Regions from separate parts of the Homo sapiens genome. Here region 1 is linked to region 2. Evidence: read pairs that join two places in POLR2A ChIA-PET (ENCODE). Cell type or tissue: OCI-LY7. All regions are shown on one strand.

Region 1 (8,000 bases), 90 kb after region 2:
GTTGGGTGGGCAGGGAAGGACTGCACTGTATAACTGATAATATATTTACATTGTAATCAGATCTAGTTTCAAATCCCAGCTCCACTACTTACAAGCAATGTGCCCTTAGGCCAGTTGGTTTTTACATGTTCTCTCAATCTCAACTTCCTCCAAGCAAAATGGGCAAGAACTATCTGACAGTGTCATCGTCATGGGGACTCAATAAGATTAAACCCTTGATCCAGTGACTAACACAATAATAGCTGTCTCATAAATGTTAGTCTTCTTATTCAGAAGTCTACATATTCACAAACTAGGACAAATCTTCAATAAAATGTGAAAGAAGAATCTTGTAAAAATTTTTCTCTTGCTATGCCCCATGGGAAATTAAAAGAATAAATTAATTGTGCTATTTTTATAGGTAAAGACACTGACCTTCCATCAGTAGGACACTGGGAGTTCCATGTCTAAGGAGGGTGAGAGATCCACACTGTTGACACTTCCTCCCTGCATCTCCCAGTGACCAACACGACCCGTTGTGAGAGCTGGCCAAGGTTAGCAACATCATCACATCAGGAGGAAAGATGGGGAATGTCGGCAGCATCTTAAGCAGCACACTGAAGCCAAGACTCCCAGTCTCCTTCTCAGATGTGCAAATGAAAAGAGCCAATCAGACAGGCCTTGAGATCTGTTAAAGCACCAGACACGCCGTCGGAAGTGGCAGTCACATGACTGTCTTGGCTTTTAGCATAATTACATGAACTGAGAGATGGCCTTATGATCATAAATAAAAGCCTCCAATTGAGACTAATAATGTGTATCCAACTAAAAGACATCTACTAGGGTACCACGTGGACTCCGCATCCCTAGGTTTGAAACATGATGACATGATGACAGCAAAGGAGGAGGAGCTGCTGACATCTGGAAGCAAAGAAAAATTTCACCTTTCCGTGCCAGAAAACCAAACCAATGCTCATTCAAGAAAATTAGGTCTGACGTCTTAAATTCAGTGAAAGGGTTAATTATATGTCACAAGTGAGACACCATAATCAAAGGAAATTGCAATTTTTTATAAAGCATCGCTGAGTGCCTACTAGGTTGTACCATTGGGACTATACACAGTATTTGAAGCTGTTTTAGACCACGCAGCAAATCTGACTCCCATCCTCTCTACCTTGAAATCTTATTCCCTTTTACATAATTACAAATGCAACTAGTTGACTGGCCTGTGAAGCCTAGGTTTCAAAGTCCTTGGAGACATCGTGCACCTACTGTGGAAGCTTCCCTTCCTCTAGCCCATATATGGATAGGAGCATTGGTGTGCCAGGGCCAGGTCACATCAGAGCTGAGCCAGTTGAGGCATCACTTCCCAACTCCATTATCATGTTAGTAGCTTGAAATCAGCCATGGTGGGAGTATTTATACAAGGAAAATTGGCCAACACTATCAAGCAGGCCACCTGTCATTGTTATCTTCCATAGAACAAGCTTACCAACATGTGAAGTTGTCTTTTACTGCTACGAAGGAGGAGACAAATGTTCAGAAGTTTGCCCTCCAAACTGACATTTAAAACTGACCTCTACCAAGGCCATGGTGAAAGGGGGATCAGGCTAAGAAGGCATTTTTATACCATGTGCCCCTTCTCCTCTGGCCTCTGCTGAATGGATGAGAGGTAGTTTCCCTAATTCCATTGGCCAGATTGCAGCAGCTTGATTCTCCCTCATGGGAATGTGGAACTGGGGCAGAGTCTTGATGGTGGGCGTTTAAACTAAAGAGGCTTGCCCACTCTGGCTGCAGTGAGCACCACAGCAAGTGAAAAGCCCCGTGCAAGGTTTATTGTCAGGGGAACCAAGAAGCTATGGGGAAGCAGAAAAAGCCAGTCTCCAGAAAGAGGCAGAAGGATGAACTGGGCCATAGGAAGAAGAGGCACTGGGCCCAGGAGATGCACAGCCAGTAACCTTAGCCTCTTAATATCCTGGAGGGCAATATCATGAAGCAGAGTGTGGGCTCTGGAATCGAACTGCCTGGGTTCCAATCTCTACTCTGCCAGTTAACTGGGAGACACTGAACCAGTTACTGTTAAGTTATTCTGTGCCTCAGTTCTCTCTTCTGAAACATGGGGATAATTGCAGAACCTACTTCATAGGGTTGGTATGAGAATCAAATGAACTGATACAAACAGTAAATGCTCAAAAGTATTAGCTGTTATTTCTATCAATTAATTATAGCATCCACGTGGCCTGGTTATATTTCATTCCTATTACGAATATGTCACCTGGGATTCCCCCATGGCCTGAGGCCCCATACTGGAGCTAGTTTTAGTTGTGTAGCTAGGTGATCTGTCCCCTGAATCACAGAATAATGTGCAAATCCCTGGACCAATGTGTGACCTTTAGCAAATCACTTTCTCAACCCTCTCTTAGAGTAGTGTGAGATTCAAATAGGAAAAGAAACTGAAAGCTTCGACAACCGTGAACTGTTGTACCAAACTCTGGAGACTGTTGTCTCTGCAGGGAAAAGAAAAGATATTACATTGGTCACAAGAATGGAAAACACTTGTTTAAAATGTGTTTATTGCTGGACTAGAGACTAGAGAAATATTCCCCATCCAACTGGAAAAAAAGGTTCAGTTTCCGTAGGGTTCACCAGCTTGATTCATACGTTCATCTCCAGTATTAATAAGATAATAACAGGAAACTGCCAAAGACAGTTCTAGGATGCTGATTTTTTAATACACTTTCACCCAGCTTAATTATGTTCAAAATAATGCTCCAAAGACTGATCCTCCCATTCTTTTCAAAACAAAGACTTCTTAACGGACAATGAAGGATACAAATCTAGAGATATTTTTATTCATCCCTTTTCAACAAGAACTTATAAGCCACACTGTCAATTTCAACACATTTTCTTCTCACACTTCCCATTTTTCTTCAGCCTTCTTGGGTTTGCTGTTGACACCTGGTAAATAAAAAGGCAAGTGACAGGGGAACGGCATTCATTACTAGGGACAGAGGTAGGCAGACAGGTCTGGGAGTCCCAGTTTCATTCTAGATACTTCATTCCATATTTCATGTGGAAAGACTGAAGTTAGAAGTATTCTAGGCTTCCCCATTTACTTGAACTGCATAAATACCAAAACCATTTTGTGTGTCTGACGTCAGGAGATTTTATTTCTAGCTAAGAATAGATTTAACATATATAAATCTCAATCTAAATCGAATTCACCTCTTGTGGTTAGGACACTTGGGCAAAGCCACGTCTGAGTGAACAGGAGGCAGGTGCAGCAGCGACCTTGGCCTATGTTGAGGAAGCTACTTGGCCTTATTTATATCTAGGATTGGTTATAACATGAATTTATCCCCATTCTATGTGGTGTTTAAAAGGGCCCATGATTTTTCTTAAATGTCTGCAGAAGTATCGTCTAGAGAAGGAAGCCAGGGAGTAAAGGAAAATGGGCAGAACCGTCTAAGGAGATATTTTAACTCTAGGTTTGAATCTGACCTGTGTTGTTAAAGCTATTTATTCTCTTTTATAATAAAAGGTCTTTCCCTGTTTCTAACAGAAGTTCAAGTTCTCTCATGACACAATTTAGTTAGCATGGAAAGAGGGTCATGATATAGTGTTAACGGGAAAAGCAAGTTGCTGAATATTATACCTTTTATATCTTAAAAAAAAATTAAGTTGAGGCTACGTCTATGGATATAAATATTTGTATGAAGAGGTCTGGAAGGATCCATCACACTTGACTGACAGCATGACTCTAGAGAATAGCAAGGTGATATGGTTTGGCTGTGTCTCCACCCAAATCACACCTTGAATTGTAGTTCCCATAATCCCCATGCATTGTGGAAGGGACTCAGTAGGAGGTAACTGAATCATGGGGGCAGTTACCCCTACGCTATTCTTCTGATAGTGAGTTCTCACAAGATCTGATGGTTTTATTCTCCCCACTTCACTCGGCACTTCTCTTTCCTGCCATCATATGAAGAAGAATGTGTTTGTTTCCCCTTCTGCCATGATTGTAACTTTCCTGAGGCCTCCCCAGCCATGCGGAACTGTGAGTCAACTAAACTTCTTCCCTTTCTAAATTACTCAGTCTCGGGCAGTTCTTTATAGTAGCGTGAGAGTGGACTAATACACAAGGCAAAGAGGGCCTTTTGCATTTTACTGCATCTACCTGAGTATTGCTTGAATTTAATAAAATATATATTACTTTCATAATTTTTTAAAATCCAATGAAGATTGAAGATAGGCCTATATTTATCTGGGCCTCACACTGGAACTATGACAGCAAACTGTGGGAAAACTCTTCCCTTTTCAGAATGAAAATCGTTGGCTGGGCTTGGCTGCTAATGTAGGAAGAAGCAGGAAATGCAGATGGTAGAACTCCACCAAAACATCTGCTTATGGCTTGTAAAGACACAGACGGGGGATGGGGGAAGAAGGGAAGATCTTGAGGCTGTTATCCACAGATGAGAAAACGAAAGCCCTGAAAAGTGAAATGATTTGGTAACAGCCAGGGGTGACCTCAGTCTCCTGAATGCAACCAATGCAATTTTCCCTCACCCAGGCTGTTTTCCCTAGACCTTAAACCAAAGTAGTGTCTGCTGGTAGCTTTCAGAATGAGAAAATGGGCCAGGAATGATAGTTCATGCCTATAATCCCAGCACTTTGGGAGGCCGAGACTGGCAGATTACTTGAGGTTAGGAGTTCGAGACCAGACTGGCCAACATGGTGAAACCCCATCTCTACTAAAAATACAAAAATTAGCCAGGTGCAGTGGTGCGTGCCTGTAGTCCCAGCTACTTGGGAGGCTGAGGCAGGAGAATTGCTTGAACCTGGGACGTGGAGATTGCAGTGAGCCGAGACTGTGCCACTGCACTCCAGCCTGGACAACAGAATCAGACTCCATCTCAAAAAAATAAAATAAAATAAAGAGAGAGAGAATGAGAAAATGAACTAGAGGTACCTGATACTTTTTATTTTACTAAAGAAATCCTTGAGGGATCTTCAATATCATCTGTAAGCTCACGGGCCTTAAAAGAGAAATTGTTCTGCACAAACACGTCCATAAAGCAGAAGTGGGAATACTTCTCTCTCATTTTATTTTATTTTATTTATCTTTTATTTTTGAGACAGAGTCTTGCTATGTCACCCAGGCTGGAGTGCAGTGGCACAATCCCGACTCACTGCAACCTCCACCTCCTGGGTTCCAACAATTCTCATGCTTCAGCCTCCCAAGTAGCTGGGACTATAGGTGTGCACCACCATACCTGGCTAATTTTTGTATTTTTAGTAGAGACGGGGTTTCATCACATTAACCAGGATGGTCTCGAACTCCTGACCTCAAGTGATCCACCCTCCTTGGGCTCCCAAAGTGTTGGGATTACAGGATTGAGCCACCGCATCTGGCCCCTATTATTTTATAGACCAGCACTACCCTTCTAACAAAACCAGACACCTTTTAGCAAAACAAAACTACAGACCAATACCCCTCATGAACATGAAACTAAAAATTCCTAACAATGGCCTGGCCGTTGTTAGAAATTTCTTTTGAGATGGAGTCTTGCTCTTGTCACCCAGGCTGGAGTGCAGTGGCATGATCTCAGCTCACTGCAACCTCTGCCTCCCAGGTGCAAGCGATTCTCCTGCCTCAGCCTCCTGAGTGGCTGGGATTACAGGCACCCACCACCATACCCAGCTAATTTTTTTGTGTTTTTAGTAGAGACAGGGTTTCACCATGTTGGCCAGGCTGGTTTCGAACTTCTGACATTAGGTGATCCTCCTGCCTTGGCCTCCCAAAGTGCTGGGATTACAGGCATGAGCCACCACATCTGGCCAGGAATTTCTTTAGTTTGTAAAAAGTTGTCTTTTTACAAACTAAAGATAAACCCTGTGATCATCTCAATAGACAAAGAGAAAGCATTTGCCAAAATCTGATAACCAGTCATGATAAAAATTCACAGCAAATTTGCTAGAGAAGGGAATTTCCTCAGCCTGATAAAGGGCCTCTGTGAAACAAAATCAAAACTATAGCCAACATCATACTCTAGAGAAAGACTGATATTTCCCTCCAATGCCAGGATCAAGGCAAGGATGTCCACTCTCCCTATTTCTATTCAGCAAAGTACTAGAAGTTCTAGCCAGTGCAATAAGGCAAGAAAAATAAATAAAAGCCTTACAGATTTGAAAGAATGAAAAGTGTCTTTATTCACAGATAACATTATTTCCTATTTAGAAAAATCTCAAAGATTCTATAAAAAGCTACTAGAACTAAAATGAGTTTAGGAGGGTCATATGATATAAGGTTTTTAAAATTATATTTCCATACACTAACAAAGAAATTTTTCTATTACTATATGCCAAAGCACTGAAAAACATGAAAAATGTATGTACAAATTTGTATGTGGAAAACTATAAAACATTGATGAGAGAAAAGAAAGAATACCTAAGTAAATGGAGAGAGATATGTTCACGGATTAAAAAAAAAAACACTGTTAAGATAGAGATCTCTAAATGGTCTAGATTCAAAGAAATTCCAACCAAAAATCCAGCAGGCTTTTTAAATAGAAATTAACAAGAAGATACTAAAATCTGTATAGAAAGCATAAGACCTAGAATAGCCAAAAAGATTTTTTAAAAGAATAAAGAATACTCACACTATCTGACTTCAAGACTTACTACAGAACTAAAGCAGTGAAACTCAATCACGGTCAATTTTACTCCCTAGGGGGACATTTAGCAATGTCTGGAAACATTTTTGGTTGTCACAACTAAGAGTGAGGGGAGTTACTGACATCTACCAGGCAGTCAGAAATATTGCTAAACTTCTAATGCACAGGACAGGCAACCACAACAAAGAACCGTTGAACCCAAAATGTTAATAGTGCTGACGTTAAGAAACCCTGAACTAGAGAAATCAAGACAGTGTTGTACTGGCATATGGAGAGAAGTACAATAGAACAGACTAGAAATAAACCCAGACATATATGGTGCCAAGATAAGTCAATGGACCAAGGATAGTCTTTTCAATAAGTGGTGCTAGAACAATTAAATATCCATATAAAAAAATTAACCTTGATTCTTACTTTGCACCATACACAAACATGAAATGGATCACAGACCTAAAAGTAAAAATAAAAATACAAAACTTCTAGAAGAAATCATAGATATTTGTGACCTTGGCACACATTAGGCAATTTCTATGCTAGGACACAAAAAGCACAAATCTTAAATTGAAAAGTTGATAGAGTTAATCTAAATTTAAAACTTCTCTCCTTTTAAAAAAAAAAAACAAAAAACAAAAAAAACGCTGTTAATAAAATGAAAAGACAAGCCACAGACCGGGAGAACACAGTTGCAAAACACCTATCTGATAAAAAGACTTGTATCCAGACTATATAAAGAAAAGCTCAAAACTCAGTAAAAAGAAAACAATCCAATTTTTAAATGGGCAAAATAACTTAACAGACTTCAAAGTAGAGATATAGATGGCAAGTAAGAACATGAAAAGATATGCAACAATAAAATTATTAGTGATTAGAGAAATGTAAACTAAAATGAATGAGATACCACTAAACAGCTATTAGAATGGCTGACATCTAAATTAAAAGGAAAAACAAAGCTGACAATACCAAATGCCAGTGAGGATACAGAGGAACAACTAGAACTCTCATACATTGCTAATGAGAATGCAAAACTGTACAGCTACTTTGAAAAACAGTTTGGCAGTTTCTTATAAGATGAAATACGTCCCTAACACATGACCAAGCAATCCCACCCCTAGGCATTTACCCAAAAGGAATGAAAACTGCCCACAGAAAGACTTCCATGTCATAAACTGGAAACAACCCACATGTCCATCAACTGCTGAATGCATAAGCAAACTGTGGTGCAATGGAATACTATTCTGCAATAAAAAGAACAGAATTAGTGATCGATGCAATGACACAGATGATTTTCAAGAGCATTATGCTAAGTGAAAGAAGCCAAATGCAAAATGTTATATACAGTACAATTCC
Region 2 (8,000 bases):
GCTTAAAAGGTGCAGTTAAGAGCATAATCCTCGTTCAGGTGGTAGAGATGCAAACATGTCCAATGTAGACTTATAAATTAATCCAATATCATTAAGGTCTATTGGAACACTTTCTAGAGTGAGACAAGCACACAGTGAAATTTACTCAGAGGAATAAGGAATAACAGAGACTTCTTTTTTAAAAAGTGAGGGTGGGTCTGTCCTACTGGACTGCAAATTATAAAGCTGCAGTTATTGAACGTACGTGGAGCTGTATTAAAAGCAAGCATCCCTGGGCTGGTATATATTCCAGAAACAAAATTCAAGCTATTAAAGGAACGTAATAAATGACATATCAGGAGTAACACAAAAGTGGAAAAGAGAACTACTGTTAAATGCCAACTTAAATAAAAAATGATTTATTGCACTTTAGGTCCTGGTGACACAAAATAACTTTTAAACCAGGCAACAATTTATGCATTAAAACTATCTAATTTGTATTAAAAGTGAAAAATTTCCAGTTTACCTATAGAACAAACTTCTACATGTACCACTAGCCTAAAATAAAAGTTTAACAAAAGTGAAAATGAGATAGCATTCTTACTACTGAAGAGATAAAAAAGAGCAATGCCTTGAGAAATAAATAAATAGTAATATCAAAATACGACAAACATAATTGATGAAAGTTTTACTACTCAAAGTAGCACATGTAAAGAACTGATATAAATATATACAAAAAGCCCAGATGCTATTCATTAAGTGGGCCACAGAAGAATGGTCCACTTAGCCCAAAGGAAGTCTAAACGAGAAAAAAATACAGAAATGCACTATTCCTAGCCATTAAAGAAAAACAAGCCAAAGCAACTTTAAACTACCACTGAACACATTAAACTAAAATAAGTACAAATAGTAAAATTCAATGTTGACACAGTTCTATGGGAAAAAAATGTGAGTTGCTAATGGTAGATTTAGCGGAGGGTGGAGATGGCATCATGTCCCTTAAGCAGCAGCTAAATCTGACTCCTACATCCACGTGATGTCCTAGGAGGGAGCTGGGCTTCTGATGGGGGTGACACATGGCTGCTAGGAAACTAAGCCATAAGGCCCCCAGCCTTGGCAAACAGTGGCAGTCTCACTGCAGAGTTTGGCACAAAGACTGCAAAGAGTCTGGCACAAACGGAGAATAGGAAAACCACTAACTTTCAAATGGCCCACCAGGACTTGGGTGATGAGCTTCTTGCAGTGTCTATGTGGACTGAAGACCAGAGATCCTTCCCCAAAATTTCTGGTAACCCCTTGTAGCTTTGTTACAACCTTAGGGATACAAATCACCATCCCAAACACACAGTTACCATATAACCCATGAATTACACTTCTAAAAGTATACACCAAAGAGAAATGAAAACATCCATCCACACAAAAACTTGTACACGAGTGTTCACAGCGGCATTATTCCTAGCAGCCAAAAGAATCCATTCACTCATGAACGAGCAAATAAAGTAAAGCCCATCTATACAATTGAGTATTATCCAGCCATAAAAAGGAATGAAGTTCTGATACATGCTACAGCACGGCTGAGCCCTGCAAACCTTATACTAAGTGAAAGAAGCCAATCAAATAGGCAAATCCACAGAGATAGAAAGGAGATTGGCGGTTGCCTGGGGCTGAGAGAGTTGGAGGAAAAAGGAGAGTACAGGGTTTCTTTTGGGGAAGAGGAAAATGTTCTAAAATTGATTGTGGAAATGAACTTGTAATTTGAATATACTAAGTCACTGAATTACACACTTTAAACGGGTGAGCTGTATTGTATTTGGGTTATATCTCAACAAAGCTATTTTAAGCACGCGTGCACACACACACACACACACAATCATTAATATGAACCTCCCTCCAACTCTGATACATGGAGGCTTGAAGCCAAATTTAACTTGATTTAGGAAAACAAGCTAATAGGCTGTCTCTTACAGCTCAGTCTTTCAAAACAAGTTTCTGCGTGTTAAACATACCACAGTTTTTAAATGGAGACCCTAAGGAAAGCTCTGAGCCTCTCTTCTGCTACCTTGCTTGGTCCTGAGAGTCCTGCCTTTTCTTCTTTCTTTTCTTCCCTTTTAAAATCTGTTTCTCAATCAAAAATGTGCCCGGCATTGGCTCCTGTTTTCCCTCCCAACAATTCTGCTAAAAACGCACCCCTCAATTCAATTTCCAGACCTAGGGTGACGCTCTTAACAACAGAAAAGGTTTGAGAATCACAAGCTCTGTCTCTTTAATTCCAATATAACAGAAAGCCTTCTCTTATTCTCCGATGCCACTTTCATTTCAGATTTTCTAATTCAACTTTTAAATTTCCCACTGATTTTCCATTCTTGGCACTTCTTCCCCTTTCTCTTTGGCACAGCCACTTCAAGGGCCAGCTTGTCATCTGTGCAGCCCAGACCTCCTGCCCACTGTTGCCTTATATTTTGGTTGGCTATTCATTTTACCCTTTGCCAACCTCTTCTAACTTGGATGTCCCCCAGTTCCCTCCCTCGACAAACCATTTGTAAATTTCACATTCTGGCTTTTCTTCCTAACGCTGGCCAATCACAGATGAAGGAAGGCCAGGTGGCAGCTCCCAGGTGGCATGAGTGTCACTTGAATGCCCTCTGGCCTTGCCTCAGCCTCTCCTTGTTGCTACAAGTGCAGCTGAAGGCACCTAGCCCAGGAACCCCCAGCTCAGTCCAGCAAATCCATAGAAAGCTTCCACTTCCATGATCTCAGCTTTACCTCTTGTCTACCCTAACAAAGGCAAAGAGGATAAAAACATAATGAGCACTGGTGAAAAAATATCTGAAGATATGCAGATCTGTATATATCCCATATATGTCTTCATCTCCTTTGGATTCAAATTCTGGCTCTACCATTTACTAACTGAGTAACCTTAGGGGCAACATGCCCAAGTCTGAGCTTCCTCATTTGTGAAAATGAGGATAATAATAGCACCTGTGGCTGGGCATGGTGGCTGACACCTGTAATCCCAGCACTTTGGGAGGCCAAGGCAGGTGGATCACGAGGTCAAGAGATCGAGACCATCCTGGCCAACATGGTGAAAGGCAGAGGTTGCAGTGAGCCGAGATCGTGCCACTGCGCTCCAGCCTGGCCACAGAGCAAGACTCCGTCTAAAATCATAATAATAATAATTTAAAAAAATAATAGCACCTCCTCAGAAATATTTTGAGGATTAAATGAGATAGTTCAAGTGAAGGGCTTGAACTGTGACCACTCTATCTGTCCATATAAAGCAAAATCATGGCTTACTGTTTACATGAAGGACAACATAAAAATCAGATGGAAAAAAATGCTATTCCTATCTGTGACCAGCTCTTTAAAAGGACAGAAATGGAGAACTCCTCCCTTGTTGCTATGCAGCCTTCTGCAGGCGGAGCCCATCAGCTCTGAAATCCGCTCCATGTGGTTATAACAGCTCTGCAGAGCTTGAAAAAACCTCTTTCGCTCTGTTCCTCCCCCAACGGGTTCAGGCCAATCTGTGTTTTCCCCAAGACAAAACTGCAATCCCTGCAAGACATAGCTTTGCAGAAACCTTTGCCCGTCTGGGGGGCTTGCAAAGCCAGGCATGCTTGTCAGGCTAGAACAAAACTTGCCTCTGTGAGTTCTGTTAGCATGGCTTCTGCTGGCAGCTGCTGCTGCAGGACTGCAGGTGGTGGTGCAATCGATACCATGTCATCAGTGAGTTCAAGGTCAGGTGAATCTGCATACCACAGAAGACAATGATTTTAATGTCGCTAGGTTGGTTCCCCTGTCCTGCCCTTTTACTGTAGGGGAAGTAAATATCAGAGAAACACTCAAGCCTTTCCCTTTTATGTGACAAGCCAACACCCCCTCTGGCTGGACCATAAGCCTTCTGTCTAAATGTAGCTGGACCTCTTGTCTTACCTGTAGTTCACAGGTCTCCACCTATTTTAGTACAGCAGGTGCTCTGTGCCTCTGGGGCTGTTCCTTGGGTCTATGAACTTGGACAAAACGTAAGTGGTTTCCCACAGTGGTGTGTGTGTGTGTGTGTGTATGCATCTGTGCATTCAGCAGACATTTATTAAGCACCATGGTAGATCAGACACTGTGCTGGGTGACAGAAACATAAAGACAAATTATACAGTCCTTCGAGGAGCTCACAGTTCTAGGAAGTGAGGGTGGGAGCAAGTAACTGACAATCCCAAGAGGGGAGGATGTGCTCAGACAAAGCCATCTAAAGAGATCACCCAATATGAGCACTTTGACCAGCACCCAGTGATTCCCAAAGCAAATGGCACCTTAACAAGGCTGGAAAAGTGAGCAAGAGTTAACCGAAGAGAACCACATGCAAAGGGGGGTAGTGTCGTGTGTGTGTGTGTGTGTGTGTTTGTGTGTGTGTGCGTGCACCTGCGTGGCACTCCACCACAGATTATTCATCACAGTGCCTTTCTAAAAACCCTACATTAAATATCTTACATCTTGAAATTTATTGTGTTCCATCCCATTGGGCAGAAGGTCAGAGAGAACATTTCTGTGAGTCATACCTCACTGGATTTCTACATCTTGTTAAGCGTTCACTTTTTCTGAAGTATCAGAGACAGACTTCTCAGCTCCCCACCCAGTGTTCCAAAAGTGGTGGGGGGCATTCTACCCAGGTAGAAACACCTCCTCCTCCTCGGGCTCAGGCCACACCAAGAAGGCTCCAGGGAGACTCCTCTGGAGAAGCAGGCTGACTTAGCTCTATTCTTAACTGACACAGCTCTGCTACTACTGAATAACAACCTTCTTGCATAGATACTGAAGTGTTACTGCCTTTGGCCTGATCAAGCACTGACCATGAGTTGCCAGAACTTCAGTCTGGGGGTCAGCCCTCTAGGCTCCAGTTTACTGGCTTGATTCATTCATTCACTCAATCACTTATTTGTTGAACTCCCAACTGTGCCTAATACTCTTACAGGTGCCAGAGATACAGAACCAAACAAAACGCACAAAGCCTACATTCTAATGAAAGAGACATACAATAGACATTAGTAAATAAACGAGAGATGTTCAAGTAGGAATAGGTTTTGTGAAAAAGCAAAGATAAGACAGGGTAACGTGTTTCAGTGTGACGTTAGGAGAGTTTATTTGTAATAGGGTGCACATTTTTGTGCCCCTCTAAGGGGACAACTGAGCTGAGACCTGAATGATGAGCAGGAGCTGGGAGGTTGGGGGCAATGCGCTTGGAAGAAGGAACTGCAAGGTTCTGAAAGAATGGTGAGCTTGAGAATTCCAGGGATAGCAGCTGAAGTGTAGGAGCTACGAAGAGAGGTGAGAGAGGCCAGGACAGGTAGGTGCCAGTAGGCTACTGTATGGAGTTCAGACTTTAAGTACAATGGGAATCCTTTGAAGAGTTTTAAGCAAAATGGTGACACTATCTGACCTTTGTTGTTTAAAGACTGCTGTATCAAAACTGCTCTGGATTCTGGGCGTCTAGCATCTACTAGTTCCTCCTCTTCTTGGATAACCTCTTTGAATTTGACCCGTGGCTTATAAGCTTGAGGCTTCTCTAGTTCAACATCTGGCACCAGCCTCTGGGCTGACCACAGAGAGAGATGGAGGTGAGCTTCGCCAATGAGCACACACCCCCATTCATTCATCTCGATGTCTTATTCCCTAATCAGCATGGCCTATGCACTCATTAGCCAAGTCCCTGATTACAGAGTAAACTTGTCTTTCAACAAAACTGCAGATTCTTGTTCCCTTCAAAGCTGCCTTGGCAGTTTGCCAATTTCAGCACAGTAATAGATTTCCTGAGAAGCATTCAAACTTGCCGTCTCTCCCACGGGCTATTGCCCAGACCAGTTGTGTGGAGTTTCCAGGTTTTAAAAGATCATGTGTGTGATCTACAGCCAAGCTTCTCAAGCAGGGATGGGCACATGTGAGGGTTTACTGAAGGATACTAATGTGACCAGGCCCACCCCAGATTTAATGAATCCCAACCTGGGGGGAGTTGGGTGGGGGGCAGGCGGGAGAGAGACTATATTTTTGTTTGTTTTAATTTTTGAGATGGAGTCTCAGTCTCACTCTGTCACCCAGGCTGAAGTACAGTGGCACAATCACAGTTCACTGCAGCCTTGATCTCCTGAGCTCAAGTGATCCTCCTGCCTCAGCCTTCTGAGCAGCTGGGACCATAGATGTGCACCACGTCTAGCTAATTTTTTTTTTTTTTTGAGAGAGCGAGATGAGGGTCTTGCTATATTGCCCAGAATGGTGTCAAACTCCTGGGCTCAAGTGATCCTCCTGCCTCTGCCTCCTAAGGTGCTGGGATTACAGGCATGAGCCGCTGCACCTGGCCTTTTTTTTTTTTAAAGAGACAGGATCTCACTCTGTCACCTGACTGGAGTACACTGGCATGATTATAGCTTACTATAACCTCGAACTCCTGGGCTCAAACGATCCTCCCACCTCAGATTTCCAAAGCCCTGGGATTATAGACGTGAGCCACTATGCCTGGCCAAAAACATATTTTTTGAAAAGTTCATTAGTCAAATCTGATATGCACTTTTGTTTAAGAGCCATTAAACGGAGAAGAAACAGGCTATATTTACAAGCTCACCACTGCAAATTCTTTTCTAGAACAAGGCTAAGTAAAAAATGAATAAATATGCATCCATACACTAGCAGCCACAGTACCAGAAGAGGCAAAACTACCTCCAGCTTCTATGAATCAGGGCTCCATAAGAAAGAAAAGACGAGGTGAGGAATTGGGTGTTAGGGGCATATACAGCTCTGGCCCCCTCTGCTCAGAAAGTCATTGCAGGAGAATGAGAAGCTCCCTCTTTTGCACACTCGCTGCTTTAAATGTTCACAGCTCCGCAGCAGCAACCAGCAAACCCACACACCCAGAGTTCTCAACACCATATTCCCTGAAGATACATATTCTGCAAGGCTTTCAATTCCCTTGGATATTCCCGTGTGAGTTTAAAATATTGCAGCCCTCCTTAATTAACAAAAAAAGTCTATAACACCAAATAATTAGAATTCCTCCACCATTCCTCACGCTGGAGTGTTTATGAAGATGACAGGCCCTCGCCTGGAAAAAGCAGAACCAAAATAAACTGAGCAGCAATTAGGCTGCAGCCATTTCGTTTGGCAGGTGTTTATTGGGTACCTACTGGGTGCCAGTTTCTATGCAGTACTCTTTGCTGATGCCATTTCATTTAATCCTCCAACCCACTTCCCAAAGTGGCTATTATCATTATCTCTCTTTTACAAATGAGGAAGTTAGGAGCCCAAGGGGCAGTTAAAGGGCTTCCCCAAGGCATAGCATTAGTGCCAGGATAGAGAGTTGAACCCAGGCTTGAGTCTAAAGTGGGTGCTCTTTCTCTCAGTCTCTTAGAATCGCATATTGTCAGGCATTGTCACACATGTGATTCTAAGACAGCGAGAGAAAGAGCTCTGTGGAACTTAAAGATGAATTGGCCTTGCATCCCTGCCCTCAAGTTGCTCACAGAAGAGCAACGAGCAAGGGAAAGGTTATATAACTAAAGTGTACGACTGAATGTGATCAATGCTGCATAATGAAAGATATGAGCTCTGGAATCACGGAGGTGGGGCAAAGTAAGTCCAATTCAGGGCAAATTTAAGGCTTCACAAGCCAGATGACATCTGATATAGTTTGGGTGTTTGTCCCCTGTAAATCTCATGTTGAAATGTAATTTTCGATGTTGGAGGTGGGGCCTGGTGGGAGGTGTTTTGGTCATGGCAGAGGATCACTCATGAATGGCTTGGTGCCCTCCATATGGTAATGAGTGAATTCTAGCTCTGAGTGCAGGAGACAGCTGGTTGTTTAAAGAGCCTGCCACCTTCTCCCTCTCTCTCTTGCTCCTACTCTTTCCATGTGAGATGCTGGTGCACTTTCCCTTCCTCCATGATAGAAGGCTTCTTGAGGCCCTCACCAGAAGCAGATGCTGGAGCCATGCTTGTACAGCCCGCAGAACCAAGAGCCAATCAAACCTCTTTTCCTTATAAAT

Evidence for each region. Peaks named below come from ENCODE experiments on the same cell type or tissue, not always from the same donor. Only the 100,000 strongest peaks of a DNase experiment are listed, where the experiment ranks them.
Region 1: POLR2A ChIA-PET joins it to region 2 with 31 read pairs; 2 of 35 experiments call an interaction of 5 or more read pairs at or near these places.

Annotation. Positions count from the first base shown.
Region 1 is chr11:33,384,218-33,392,217 of GRCh38, reverse strand. All of the region lies in intron 1 of KIAA1549L (KIAA1549 like), which reads right to left. Among named protein-coding and RNA genes, the nearest start is that of KIAA1549L, 12 kb to the right of the region's middle. In OCI-LY7, a CTCF peak has its summit at 6,818; DNase peaks (open chromatin) are centred at 2,407, 3,227, 4,047, 4,407 and 2 weaker places; H3K4me3 peaks cover 6,126 bases; H3K27ac peaks cover 7,751 bases.
Region 2 is chr11:33,473,893-33,481,892 of GRCh38, reverse strand. All of the region lies in intron 1 of KIAA1549L (KIAA1549 like), which reads right to left. Among named protein-coding and RNA genes, the nearest start is that of KIAA1549L, 100 kb to the right of the region's middle. RefSeq lists an enhancer at 3,458-3,747. In OCI-LY7, no CTCF peak of the experiment used is centred here; DNase peaks (open chromatin) are centred at 3,702, 4,162, 5,742, 7,152 and 1 weaker place; H3K4me3 peaks cover 4,749 bases; H3K27ac peaks cover 5,734 bases.